Regions from separate parts of the Homo sapiens genome. Here all the other regions are linked to region 3. The links are chromatin contacts, found by Hi-C or POLR2A ChIA-PET in ENCODE. All regions are on one chromosome and are shown on one strand. Each heading gives the region's core, a stretch centred on a gene start or an enhancer-like site at or near the end of the contact. The rest is flanking DNA. Distances are from core to core; before and after follow the strand shown.

Region 1 (4,299 bases), core at 1,289-3,788, 940 kb before region 3:
GATGATTTAAAAAACCTTGTTCATGTATTTTAAGTAAAAATTTATATATTATTTAGACACATCTAAAAGAATGATGTCATTGCTTTGTTCAAAACTGAGATTTACATGTCAAAAATGACATGCTTTGCAACTTATGAAAATTTAGTTGTAAACTAAATGTTATTAATAGACATCAACTGGATGTGTGAGGATGATGCATAATTTCTCAAAAATCTGTTGGATGCATGTAAGCAAAAAGCGTGAAGACCCTCATACCAGAGGGTAACTGGGGTCATGCAGGTACGTGGAGCTGCTACTGGCCCAGGCTTCAGGGAAGTGGGTGCCAGGGGCTGAGGATCCTGTGTTGCCTAGTGCAGCAGCCCCACACAAGGAACAGGTATGCTCCCCGCAGAGACTCTGTTTGGGGCTTCTCTCCCTCTCTGAGTCATGAGGTTTCCCACCGGGAAACTGGGCTGAGGCAGGCCTCCAATGCTGCAAGCAGTGGGCAGCCTGTGCTTGCAGGACACACCCCCTTAACAAAAGGTATCACGGACCCCTTCCAGAAGAAATGGGAGGGGGTTACTATAGCCTGGCCCAGACACTATCTAGAGATAACATGCTTGGAAAGACTTACGTCAGTGATGCTTTGGATAATTTCAAAACCGGTCACATTCTCATCCCACTTCACTCGTAGGCCTCCAACAGCTGGCTTCACACAGTCCCACACCTCCTCTAGTGTCCCATATACAATGCCTTCTCCTCGGTACCTGGAGCACGAAAAGGAATTTGACCCCAACGCATCAATCAAACTTGTTATCTTGAGATTGTATCTAAGGACTAGAAGGTGGACCATGCCATGTCTGTCACTACTCTTTAGGACAGACTTGCAGAGAAGGGGCTGAAAGTCACTAGCCCCGCCTCCCTTCAGGCCTGCAGAAATGGACAGTAAGCTTTCACAAGAATACAGTTTGCTGGAAATGATTTCATTAAAAACAGTAAGGCTTTTCTGGAGGACAAGTGATCACAGGTTATAGGGTTGATTTGAATATTTTAGGAGGCAGGCCCATAAAGATACCAGGAAGGGTGCGGCACCTCTGGTAATCTTTGAACGAGGCATGCACTTACAGGTTCCCTGGAAACTCCACAGATGGCCTCCAGGAAACTGAAACTCCATTCTGTCAAAAGGCACAGAACCACAGAATTTTAGAGCTAGAAGGGCTCTGGTCACCTGGCTTAATCCCCTGTTCTACAGAAGAGGGGTAAGAGGCCTCAAGAGATACGACTCTCCAAGGCTGTGCAACCCATACGTGGAAAAGCTGGGACTAGTCTTGGGCAAAGCTGTCCCCACAGCAGAATGTGATGAAGAAAAAGATCTTAACTGGCTGACTCCAAGAGCCGTGGGTGGTTTTTAAAATTATCTTAAAAGCCACCAGGCATTCTGTTTCCTTGAGCAACCCAGGGCTACTTAATGAAAAGTCAGAAGGGTCAAGCAAAACTACTCCCATGCTACCCTCTGGCAACGACAAAGAGAGGGGTTCATGCTGTAATGAAAAGTCAGAAGGGTCAAGCAAAACTACTCCCATGCTACCCTCTGGCAACGACAAAGAGAGGGGTTCATGCTGTAATGAAAAGTCAGAAGGGTCAAGCAAAACTACTCCCATGTTACCCTCTGGCAACGACAAAGAGAGGGGTTCATGCTGTAATGAAAAGTCAGAAGGGTCAAGCAAAACTACTCCCATGCTACCCTCTGGCAACGACAAAGAGAGGGGTTCATGCTGTAATGAACACAGAAGAAAACCTTAGTATGCATCAGATGCTGGATCAGACTTTACTGGATTTAAACAACATGTAAAAACCTCCTTAGCTGCGACCACATTCTTTCATTTTGTTTTGTTTTTAAACACCTGCTTACCCCTTAAATGCAATTTATTTACTTTTACCACTGTCACAGAAACATCCAGTCCTAAACAGCATTCAACAGCCAGGTGACCTTGGGCAAGTCACTGAGTGAAAGGAACAGATACTTACCACCTGAAGTCATTGTGAGCATAACAGGCCCAATCTTTTTTTTAAAGAAGAAAACAATCCCCATTGGAATCCCTCTCAATCGGGTCCAGGGGATTGGGGAGCAGAAAACAACGGGGAGAGGAGGCGCTTGGGGGCTTCTGGGGACCCGGGCTCCACGAAGCCGTCTCCGCGACCCCTTCCCGCCCAGCTCCTCACTCACGCCTTCCCGGCAAATCTTCCAGCCTGCTGTGTCCCGCCGGTACTGGAGCATCTTCTCGGCCACAGCCTCGCTCATCTGGGCTGCCAGCGCCGGGTCCATTGCGTCGGGAGCTGCGCTTAGCTGCGGGGTCGCGGGTGTTATGAGCGGCGGCGCTGGATCCCGGGTGCCTGGAGGCTGGAGCTCTGGGAGGAGCTCGTAGCCCCGCCTCTTTCCGCGCCCCCGCTCCCGAATTGGTCCAGGCCCTCAGACGGATCCCGCCTCCCGGAGATTGGCAGGACAAGGAGACCGCGGGGCCAGGCTCTCCAGTTAGCGTCAGCGCCTGGGCGGGTCCCGGACGCCTTGGGCGGGCCGGGTAAGGTCCAGCCGTATCCGCCTCCTTCATGTCCCGCTGTGGGAGGGGCTCTGGAGCGCCGGGACTGTGAGATGGCCAATGACGGTCTGACCCGTTGGGCCGGGCCAGGTCGCGGACAACGTCGACCGTTTGTTTAAGAAGCGTGGACTCTTGTCCTGAGTGCACCGAGGCTTTCAGCCTGCGGGACAGTGGTGCGATTTGCATTAGAGGTAATATGCTAGGGCGGCTGCTGCAGGGTGGGAGAGGAAATGCGCGTGGAGACTGGGCGCGTGCAATGGTGGGAGAGGTGTGTGGCAGGGGTGCGGGGAGTGGGGGTGAAGAGAAGAGGACCCATCGTAGAGTGTTTAGGAGATGGAAGGTGAAGGTCTCTGCCCCCGATTGTGGATGTTCAGAAGGAGAAAGCATCATGACTCCCAGCCTTGGCCACCTGGCAGCTTACCTGAGATGGAGAAGAGATAGGGTGAGTTCAGTTCTGGGCATATTTAGTTGGAGGTGCCTGAAGGGCCTTTAGTGCAGGTGTCCAGGAGTCAATGCAATGCGCTGACATCTGCGAGAGGCCCGGCTTTATTAGAGATATGGGAGTTCTCTGCTTCCAGCTGCCCTGGAGCTGCGGGGAGTGAGCCAGGGTCGCATCTTCACAGCGTGAATGGCAAGGACAGCCTCGGTTTCCCCTCTTCTGCGCTATCACCAACTAAATATTTGAAAAGGTTAATACTGAGGTCTATTTCTTATCTTTCTTTTTTATGTACTTATTGTTTCCTTTAAACTTTCGATATAAATGTTTGGAAGAGTAGTGTAAACAAATTGACAACTTGAAAGACCTTTTTGGAAGATGTGAAGGGCAGCCAGGCTGTGAAGAAGACCTGGATGGGGAATTAGGGAGCTCAAGATCTAAACCCAGTTTCACTCATTATTCTTTGAGCTTCAGTTTACTCCAAGGTGAAATGGGATACATCATAAATGTTCCTGGCGGGGTCCGGTGGCTCACGCCTGTAATCCCAGCACTTTGGGAGGCTGAGGCAGGAGATCACTTGAACCTAGGAGTTCGAGACCAGCCTGAGCAGCATGGCGAGACTCCGTCTCTACTAAAAATTCAAAAATTAGCCGGGCATGGTGGCGCGGGGCTGTAATCCCAGCTACTTGGGGGGGCTGAGGTGGGAGGATCGCTTCAACCCGGGAGGCAGAGGCAGCAGTGAACCGTGATCGCGCCACTGCACTCCAGCCTGGGCTGCAGAGCAAGATCCTGTCTCAAAAAGTAATAAAAATAAACAAACAAACAAATAAATGTTCCCTATGCCCTTGTGAAGAGAGAGGGAAGTAACGCATGTAAATACTCTTAGGACCCATAAAAGAAAAGACTAGTAAATTAATCCCATTAAAAAATTAAGCACATCAAAATTTCATAAAAAGTTAGATAATATGAGAAAAAAATCGGGACACACTTTAACACATAAGTTTTCTTATCGAACCAAGGGCTCATACAAATCATTAAGCAATTTTCAGACAACCCCATAAACAAAAAGAATGCATTAGACATGGAAAGATACTTTGTGGAAAAATTAATTGACATGGCTAACAAAGCTATAAAAAGATGCAGAACCTCACTCATTGTTAGGGAATTAAAAATTAAAGCAAGGAGAGGCTTTTCTTAAAACCTATTGATGGACAAACATGAAGTTTGTTTATACCCTGTGTTGGTGAGGGTATGGAGAAATAGTTGTTACACAGCGGATGAGAGTAC
Region 2 (4,691 bases), core at 1,006-3,505, 800 kb after region 3:
GTCTCTAGGTATATGTTTGTTCCATGTCTTTTCACGTTGTAACCATGGTGCAGTTTCAAGTGCTATCCGTCATATTTAGTGACTGCATTATATCTCATCAAGTGAACCTACCACTGTTTAACCATTCCCTACAGCTGACTACTTCCTCACTACTATAAATAAAGCTGTAAATATTTTTGTATGCAATTTGCAATACTTGAATGCTTCTTACGTGTGGAAAGAAAATCTATAGCACCAAACTGTTTTCCAAAAGGGTTTTTACCACCATCTTTGTCAGAAAATGCTGTTCAGATGTTACCTTTAAATTTTTTGGTGGGATTAATGGAAGGAAAAAATACCACTGTCTTTTAATTTGCACTTCCTAATTACCAGCCAGGTAAAACATTCGTTAATTAGTTGTATTTTTTCTTTCTCTAAGTTATCTATCCTGTCCTTTATCCATTCGTCAATGGAATCTTATTATTTGTTTCTAGTTGTGTGAACTTTACATTCATTTTCTTGTTCATCTTTCTGATTCAACTGTGAACCTTTGTATCTAATTCTGTCCCACTGACCTGCCTGTTTTTGCTTCAGTACTACCCAAGACTCTGCCATTTTAATAACAACACGTTCTACTCAGGCAGCTATTTAAAACCATCTTAGTATAATGAAACAGACATGGTCTTCAGTGTGAGTTAGCTGTTTGTTACCTTGGGCAAGATACTTGACTCTTCTGGGCCTCAGTCCCATTTGTGAAATTGGGGTAAACAATTCTTACGCCTCCCTAACAGGATGGCTGTGATTAAAAGCTAGTAATGCCAAACAATCACCTTTTCATTAGATGTCAATCTACTATCCTCAAATAACCAACAAGCAAATTCTAACATCAAGGGAGGGATTCATTTATAAGCAAATGTGACCTTGTGTGTAGAAACACAAAGCAGGTAAAGCCTCACTTGTCTGTTTTCGTATTTACTTTCCTGGGTCTTGACAACTAATACGTTAATGAAAAACAAAAACAAAAACAAAAAAGTGGCCAGGCGCGGTGGTTCACGCCTGTAATCCCAGCACTTTGGGAGGCCGAGGTGGACGGATCGCTTGACCCCAGGAGTCCGAGACCAGCCTGGGCAACATAGTGAAACCCTCTCTCTACCAAAAATAAAAATAAAAAAAATTAGCCGGGCGTGGTGGCGCGTGCCTGTAGTCCCAAATACTCGGGAGGCTGAGGTCGGAGCATCACCTGAGCCCGGAGAGGTCGAGGCTGCAGTGAGCCATGATCGCGCTACAGCATTCCAGCCTGGGCAACAGAGCAAGACCTTGTCTCAAAAAAAGCGGGGGGAAGGGGGTGACAATAACCCCAAAACATCAGTCCTGCAAGATTTTTCAACTACTCTCTTCCCCCAAACAAAAACATAAAACTTCGCAAATGGGCAATCAGGACAACCTGATCTGCCCCTCTATCCTTGCCACTTGTCTAATTCTGAAGTCTGAGCGACAATCCATAATTGGAATGCGAAACGCCTTTCAATGGTAAAACGCACGCTTGCCTAATGAAGACACTAACGTTTAGTTGGCGACTGAGCCGTCCTGGTTCACAGATTTCGATTTCGACCCTCCGGAGCATCAACGGCTCGGGAGGAAACTGAGGCCCCGGGCGGGTCAGAAGAGCCCAGCCCAAGGTCATCCGGGAGTCCGGGTAGGCCGGGCCCCGGGGATCTCCCAGCCCGGCCCGGCCCGGCCCGGCCCGGCCCGGCCCGGCCCGCGCTGCCGCTCACCTCAGCAGCGCCAGGAAGGCTGCGGGCTCCACGTCCGGCAGCTCGATCTCGGCCGACGTGGTGGCCATGCCGCCGTTGAACATGGCGTCAAAGACGGCGCTGCCGGCCGCCAGCACGAAGCGGTGGGCGGGGATGCGCTGCGGGCCCCCAGCGGCGGCGGCGCCGCGACCCTTGCCCAGTACGAAGCGCACATCGCTCAGCAGCTCCGAGTTGAAGAGGAAGGCGAAGCGCTCCTTCAGCGACGCCTTGGTCGCCTGCCAGTTGTAGAGAGGTTCCCGCTGCAGGGGGAGCAGGGGCCCCAGAGAGGACGGTGAGGGCGGCGGCGGCGGCCCCGCGGGGCCCGGCTCCGCCTCAGCCCCCGACGCCTGCTCCCCAGCTGCGGCAGGCCCGAGTGAGGCCATCCTCCAGCTGCGCGGTTGCCCACGTTATGGACAAAACTCCGCCGCCATCGCCCAGGCCGCCTCCGGAGGCCGGCGCTGCCTCCCTGCCTTCCGGGAAAGGCGCTTCCGGGGGCCTCGCGCCTCCGCAGGCCCCTCCCTGACCGCGCGCGCCCCCGCACGCCCGGGTTGCCGCTGTGCGCGGCCGCGGGAGGTGTAACAGGACTGGACTCCCGGCAGCCCCAGGGCAGGGGCGTGGGGAGCTGGTCCTAGCTCAGCGCTCCCGGAGGTGGAGCTTCTGCAGGCTGGGTGCTGCCGGGCCTACGGGCACCCACCCCCTGGCTCAGTGCCCTGGGTATTCTGACTCAGTAGGTCTGGGGTAGGGCCTGAGAATTTGTAATTTTAAGATGCATCGTGGATCTGCAGGCGGCTCTCACGGCTGCCTTTTTCTTCCTGCAGGCCCCTTATCACCAAGTCCAGCGCCCCCATTGTGTATCTGGGACATGTCCCAAGGCCTGTCCCGAGGAGTGTTTTGCCTGGAAGTGGAGGGGCAGGAAAGTATGGCCAAGGGAACACGTGAGGGAGGGGATGACATGACTTCCCACAACCCTGTACCCCAAGCGTGGCCAAGTCGCCGCTCCAGAAGGCCGCGAAACCCGTGGAAATTCCGGAAGCAGAGGTGGAAGGCTTAGAACCCCAGTGACCTCTCCCCAGGTCCGCAGGTCCCTTTCCCTTCTAATTGACCCTTTGGTTCCGTCCTCTGGGCCTAAGAGACATTTCCTTCTACTGCTTCCACCCCTGTATTTGAAACCCCTCGTGCTTGCCCACCTTCTCTTGTAGCGCTTTTCAGTCCTTGCACTGAACCACTGCCTAAGCTTGAAATTTAAAAAATTAAAAACTAAAACACACACACAATGGAAAAGGCTGTATTATCCCTTCCCAGGCAGTATTTACAACCCGGTCATCATGATTGGGGGACCGAGGCCTTCCTTTTTCTCCCTTCAGTGAGGCAGGCCCTGAGTTAAGTCAGCTGTCAAAAGCAGAACGTAGAAAACCCAAGAAATAGTCCTTGACCAGGCACGTATAGTTGGAAACACCTGTTCTTTGCAGGAAGAGCCTTACAGATTACAAATGCCGTCAAGTAAATAGTAAACCCCAAACCTGGGTTTCTCCTGTAAAATCACTCCACTTGTGAAACCACCAGAGGGGACTTCCAGCTGTTAGGCATTTAGAATGGTAACTTCTTTGGGAGAGGAACGTGCTTGGGAAGAGACTTAAAGTAGTAGGGGCTGAAATAGTGGATGCACAACCCCTTCCCCATTGCCAGCCGGCAATTCCTAAAGACAAAGGGACATCATGCTACTAATGATACCATTATCACACCTAACAAAATTAACCATATCATCAAATCATCTATATATGATTTTTTTTTTTTTGAGACGGAGTCTCGCTCTGTTGCCAAAGCTGGAGTGCAATGGCATGAAGTCTGCCTTCCGGGCTCAAGCGATTCTCCTCCTCAGCCTCCCGAGTAGCTGGGGTTACAGGTGCGTGTCACCACATCCAGCTAATTATTTGTATTTTTAGTAGAGACGGGGTTTCACCATATTGGCCAGGCTCCTCTCCAAGTCCTGACCTCGTGATCTACCCGCCTCGGCCTCCCAAAGTGCTGGGATTACAGGCATGAGCCACCAGGCCTGGTCCTATGTATAATATTTAATGTACAGTTAATATTTGTTTCTCCACTTGTCTCTAAAAAAATTTTTTTTTGAGACGGAGTCTTGCTCTGTTGCCCAGGCTGGAGGGCAGTGGCATGATCTCCGCTCACTGCAAGCTCTGCCTCCCACGTTCACGCCATTCTCCTGTCTCAGCCTCCCGAGTAGCTGGGACTACAGGCACCTGCCACCAAGCCTGCTGATTTTTTTTTTTTTTTGTATTTTTAGTGTGTCCAGAGTTCGTTCCTTCTGGTGGGTTCGTGGTCTTGCTGACTTCAAGAATGGAGCTGTGGACCTTCCTGATGAGTTTTATAGCTCTTAAGATGGCAGGGACCCAAAGACTTCTTCTGAAGAGCAAAAGAACAAAGCCCTTATGTCATGGAAAGGAACCCCAACGGGTGGTTGCAGTCTCTGGGCGTGGGGGCAGGAGGGGAGGGGCCGGCGGGGGTGGGGGGGGTGGAGTCAGCTTTTACTTCCTTATTTGTCCCCGCCCATGTCCTGCTGATTGGTCCATTTTACAGAATGCTGATTGGTGCACTTTACAGAGTGCTGATTGGTCTATTTTACAGGGTGCTGATTGGTCCATTTTACGGAATGCTGATTGGTCCATTTTACAGAGTGCTGATTGGTCCACTTTACAGAGTGCTGATTGGTCCATTTTACAAACCTCTAGCTAGCCACAGAGTGCTGATTGGTGTGTTTTTACAGAGCACTGACTGGCACATTTTACAAACCACTTGTAAGACAGAAAAGTTCTTCAAGTCCTCACCCTACCCAGAAGTCCAGTTGGCTTCACCTGTCATTAGTAGAGACGGGGTTTCACCGTGTTAGCCAGGATGGTCTCAATC
Region 3 (4,221 bases), core at 1,722-4,221:
CAACTGGGTTGGAGTAAGCAAAGGAGGGTTTTTTTCCTTCAAGACAAGTCTTTATTGCACTTTAGGAACTTCAGCAAAGCTATGGAATCTCTGTATTGTTCAAACCAGAGACCAATGAGTAGGAGAACTGAAGATATTTAACACTGCTATCTGTCTGCAATGTAAATATGTATTAGCATATAATCCTAGAGCATCACTTTCCTGCTACCCAGTAAAGCTGAATTTATTCTAAGTACACCAAGTATATACCTCCCTAGAAAATAATTATCAAGCAAGCAGGAACTTTGCTTTATTCACAGCAGTATCCCTAGGACCAGAACAACGCTTGTCATATAGAAGACCTTCAGAAAATACTTGTTGAATGGATGAATCCCAGGTTTTTTAGGATAGTAGCAGCTTAACATAATTTTAAACAATACATTTAAAGTAATTTGTTACACCCCACTAACTTTCCACTTGAATAAATTCATAAAGAAAAAAAAAACCCTTTTATCAGCCTTCACATTCTCAAAATGTGAGCAGTAAAATTATAAAAACTCATGGAGGCAGGGGTTACTCACTGGATTTGTACTAAAACTCATTCACAGCTGGCTTCACTTGTAAGTGATCCACTATCTGTCTTTCTGTCAGTTTCCATACTCACATTACTTCAGCTCTTCTATCAATGACAACAGCCACCTAATCTCTGACTTTGGATCCATCCTAAGCATGTCTACCAATCTAATCTTTCTCATGTTTTATTTGATTACATCATTCCTGCTCCATGTTTTCCCCCAAAGGCTCCCTACTGCCTAATAGTAGACATTAATGATCGTTTTCATGGTGAAGCGTTTACCTTCCCTCTCATTATTATCACATTTAATCCTATAGCCTATAAAGCAGGTATAGTTTTCATCCTGTTTTACAGATGCTGTATATTGAAGCTCAAAAAGGCAAGGTATGTAACTTGAAAATGGAGATCTGAACTTAGGTTGTCTAACTCCAGAGCTGGAGCACTCAACTCTTATCCCAGTTCCTAGCTGGCATGAGCAGCTCTATGAGATATGACTCAGCCTGCTTCTTCACCTCGCCAACTGGTCCTTCATCTTCAGGATGGTAAATATGTTTTATTTCATATGCCCATCCCAATCACTTTGCTGTGGTTACCTAAACTACCAAGAGGTTTGAAATCAAGAGGAGGCTTAGCATGAAGGAGCGCTATGGAGTTACAGCAGTATCTGTCAGAAGAACATACCATGGGTTAGCTATCTCTGCCTTTCCCATATACTGGGCTTTGACCACATATATTTCCCTCTCCCCTTGATGACACATTCCCACCTGTAATGATTATCTCCATTTGTCATCTTGAGCCCCCTTCAAGTGTCATCTCTAATACTAATTATGTTGTGAGGTCTTTTCCTAACCCCTCACTTCCTAATCCTCTAGTTCTCCCAACCTTAGAGTCTACTTTTTTCTCTTGTTTGTCTCATTTTGCTCTGCTCCCCGTTAAAACCTCCCCTGGGCTAGTGCCCTACTCATAAATCTCCACCTTCAGACATACTAAGCAAAATATCTTGAACTTAACAGACGTTTGATAAATATCTGATGAATTAAATAGGATCACATACCACAGACTCTAAGGACATTATGTCAAGACTACAGACATTTTATATGTAAAGCCATTTCAAAAACAAAAAATTCAAGTTCTGCTTTAAAAAACAACATGACATAATATATAGAAGAATGCTACTCACTAGGTAACCGTGTTCATTTCAAATGCTTTATAGCAAAGCAGGCTTCCCTAACATCACACAAAACTTTTAAAGAAAGAAGACTTGCTTCTTAGCAAACATCACTCTCAGCTGTCCACAGCTTCACTCCACTGAGACATACAGAGACACATCTCCCTTATTTATCAAAATAAGCCATTTAAAAAGTATTCTTACCATGGTCAACATGAGCCAAAACACAAATATTCCTGATGTTGGCAGTGTTTTTCTGGAGTTGAATCATCTTATCCAAACTGTTGAGCACCATGATTACTTATTTCCTGTGACTAAAAATTAAATATGTATTACAAATGGCCCAGAGGCTAAAGGTCGGGGCAAAAGAAAAAAATAATAATAAACGCTGGGAGGTGGCAAGCTTCTCAAACCCCTTAAACCAAGAACCCAGTGAATGTTTATTGATGAGATAGACCACCAAGGCCTAAGTCCAGTTCGAGCACTAAAGTCAGTATCCTACCACGATTACACTTAAGGAGTTTGCTCATCCTTCCGGATCCAAAGGCTGCGATGAATCACGCAGCTCGAGGGGACTGGGTGCACAGTGACACCAGTAACCCTGCCGGTGGAGGAGTACTCCAGTAAACATCTCCAGGCCAATGACCACGTACAGGAAGGGTTGCATCCAGGAGGGAGAGAAAATGCTGAAGAAGATGCTCCCTTTCTCTCTTCAGTCTTCCCCCAAGTCCCTCATTCTGACATTCTCGCTCGTCCTCGCGCGAGGTCAAATACCCAGCTTTATTCCTGCCCATGGAGCCCGAACAAAGTTTTGGGTCACGTGCTTATTATCCAAGCAGGTGCACTGCCGGTCTTTCATTCCTTTCTAAATAAAAAGGAAAAACCTCTACACTACATGCCCTTCATTTCTGCAGGGTCCCAGATTCGTTCTCTTTGAGGATCCTGGGTCCACACAGACAGGCGACCGCCCCGGCCCCAGACGGGAAGCGGCACTCCGGGGACCGAAGCTCCCAGCCCGCGCTCGGCCCCAGCCCCTGTTCCCGCCTCAGAGCCGCAGCGAGCGGGTTCCTCCGGCACCGCCCAAAGGCTGGCCTAGGAGGTTCCAGCCCCCAGCGCCAGCCCACACTCACCGGCTGCAGCAGCCCCACCAGCCCCGCTCCTTCTCTCGGGTCGCACCCACACCGAGAGCTTCCGAAAGTCCGAGAGCTCTGCGGGTCCGACACGCCCGCGCGCCAGGGGGCGGGGCCGGCTGTCGCTCGACCTTTCACCCGCACGTCTCTGACGCCGCCGGAAGCCGGCGCCGAGTCTGTCACCGGGCATCCCTCTGTTGCCTTGACTACGGCGGGCGCTGTGGGAGTGGAGAAGCTGCAAGTGCTGAGGCGCGGTGGAGGAAAGCATGGGAGCCAAGAGTATGAGGAGCTGGTGTCTGTGTCAGATTTGTAGCTGCGGGTAAGAAACGGCTGGTGTAGCGGCGGGCCCGGGCTTGGGAGCCGACCTAGGGCCTAGGTGCACGGAGCCGGCTCCTCGGGAACCCTGAGAGTGGCCGTCCCCCGGAGATGAAGGGACGAGGGCGCAGCGACATCCCCACTTATCCCGCTCCGCGAATACTCGCTCCTCACCCGCCTGCTACCCGGGGGTAAAACGTTTGTTCGTAGCCCCTGAGACTCCCAATCAAGGATGCAAAGTAAAATGCCACCCGGGCCAGGTAAGTAATATATGTGAAGCCGCGACGGGATATAACGCTGGTGAGTAGTGGGATGTGATCCGACTGGGAGAGTGCATTTCCACCCCATAATCCCCCACCACGAAGATGAGAAAGAACAGTGCTCAAGGCCCTGAGTCTGCAACCCATATCACATTTTCTTTCATCTGTAGCTTTCTGTCCTCCCAGCCAGACCATATTCCCATTCCCGTCCAGGCAGCAGTTCTTTGGGATCCGCCTGACTGAAAAGTCAGTAAGTAGTCCCTACCCTGAAATCTAGAATCCAACTGTGAGTCCTGCCTAACAACCTTCCATCACCTGTAAACACAGTCCTCTCCTTCCTCAGCTTCACTATTGACCCAGGGATTAGATCATTATTTGCTAAGTAAATATGAACGTTGTCAATCCCTGGTGTATTTGTAATCCCATTCAAAGAAAACACCTACATGTTGATGGAAAGCAGTTTTTTTAATAGTCTCATAATAAACACAGTTCATAATTATATATAGATTAAAATATCAACAAATTAACTTTGGGTGTATGAATCCTCAGACTGGTGTGCAGGAGAAAATTTTTACTTTTCTCCTAATTTATATTCAACGCAAGTTCCTTTCTCATTCAACTGTAAGGAAATTCAGTCTTCATTATGTTGAGGGCCACCATTGGAATGGCGTGATTTTACTTCTTGTTTGTTTGTTTTGGGCTGTGGTTGTTAGTTTTGTCTTTTTAAGGGTTTATTTTTATTTTTTGACAATGCAATAAATACACAAGAAGTATCATAAAAATCTAAGCAAAAAT

Evidence for each region. A loop is a pair of places that touch in the nucleus more often than their neighbours do. ChIA-PET counts read pairs that join two places held with the same protein, here RNA polymerase II (POLR2A). Pooled maps may share reads with other maps.
Region 1: a loop to region 3 is called in a map of ascending aorta, with 6 times the contacts of the local background. The contact joins the promoter of TMC3-AS1 here to the promoter of EFL1 in region 3. A Hi-C loop is called at or near these places in 1 of 168 maps with a recorded cell type or tissue (ascending aorta), 2 of 37 single-sample maps with no recorded cell type and 10 of 50 pooled maps. POLR2A ChIA-PET finds 5 or more read pairs at or near these places in 2 of 52 experiments (GM12878 and activated CD4-positive, alpha-beta T cell).
Region 2: a loop to region 3 is called in a map of CD8-positive, alpha-beta T cell, with 6 times the contacts of the local background. The contact joins the promoter of BTBD1 here to the promoter of EFL1 in region 3. A Hi-C loop is called at or near these places in 2 of 168 maps with a recorded cell type or tissue (CD4-positive, alpha-beta memory T cell and CD8-positive, alpha-beta T cell), 2 of 37 single-sample maps with no recorded cell type and 8 of 50 pooled maps. POLR2A ChIA-PET finds 5 or more read pairs at or near these places in 1 of 52 experiments (naive thymus-derived CD4-positive, alpha-beta T cell).

What each region holds. Positions count from the first base shown.
Region 1 is chr15:81,321,795-81,326,093 of GRCh38, forward strand. TMC3-AS1 (TMC3 antisense RNA 1) reads left to right here and starts at 2,539. Exons shown (of 7, transcript NR_120365.1): 1 at 2,539-2,767. STARD5 (StAR related lipid transfer domain containing 5) reads right to left here and starts at 2,347. Exons shown (of 6, transcript NM_181900.3): 1 at 2,207-2,347; 2 at 1,105-1,154; 3 at 614-746. The coding sequence starts at 2,305. RefSeq lists a silencer at 2,839-2,888.
Region 2 is chr15:83,064,997-83,069,687 of GRCh38, forward strand. It overlaps BTBD1 (BTB domain containing 1), which reads right to left and starts at 2,256. Exons shown (of 8, transcript NM_025238.4): 1 at 1,755-2,256. The coding sequence starts at 2,155. MIR4515 (microRNA 4515) reads left to right here and starts at 2,339; the gene lies at 2,339-2,419. RefSeq lists silencers at 1,574-1,743, 1,984-2,463, 4,340-4,389 and enhancers at 2,524-2,643, 2,654-2,703, 4,141-4,435.
Region 3 is chr15:82,259,763-82,263,983 of GRCh38, forward strand. It overlaps EFL1 (elongation factor like GTPase 1), which reads right to left and starts at 2,972. Exons shown (of 20, transcript NM_024580.6): 1 at 2,852-2,972; 2 at 1,926-2,035. The coding sequence starts at 2,016. It overlaps SAXO2 (stabilizer of axonemal microtubules 2), which reads left to right and starts at 3,056. Exons shown (of 4, transcript NM_001348699.2): 1 at 3,056-3,170. The coding sequence starts at 3,118. RefSeq lists a silencer at 902-1,088 and enhancers at 3,097-3,186, 3,207-3,276.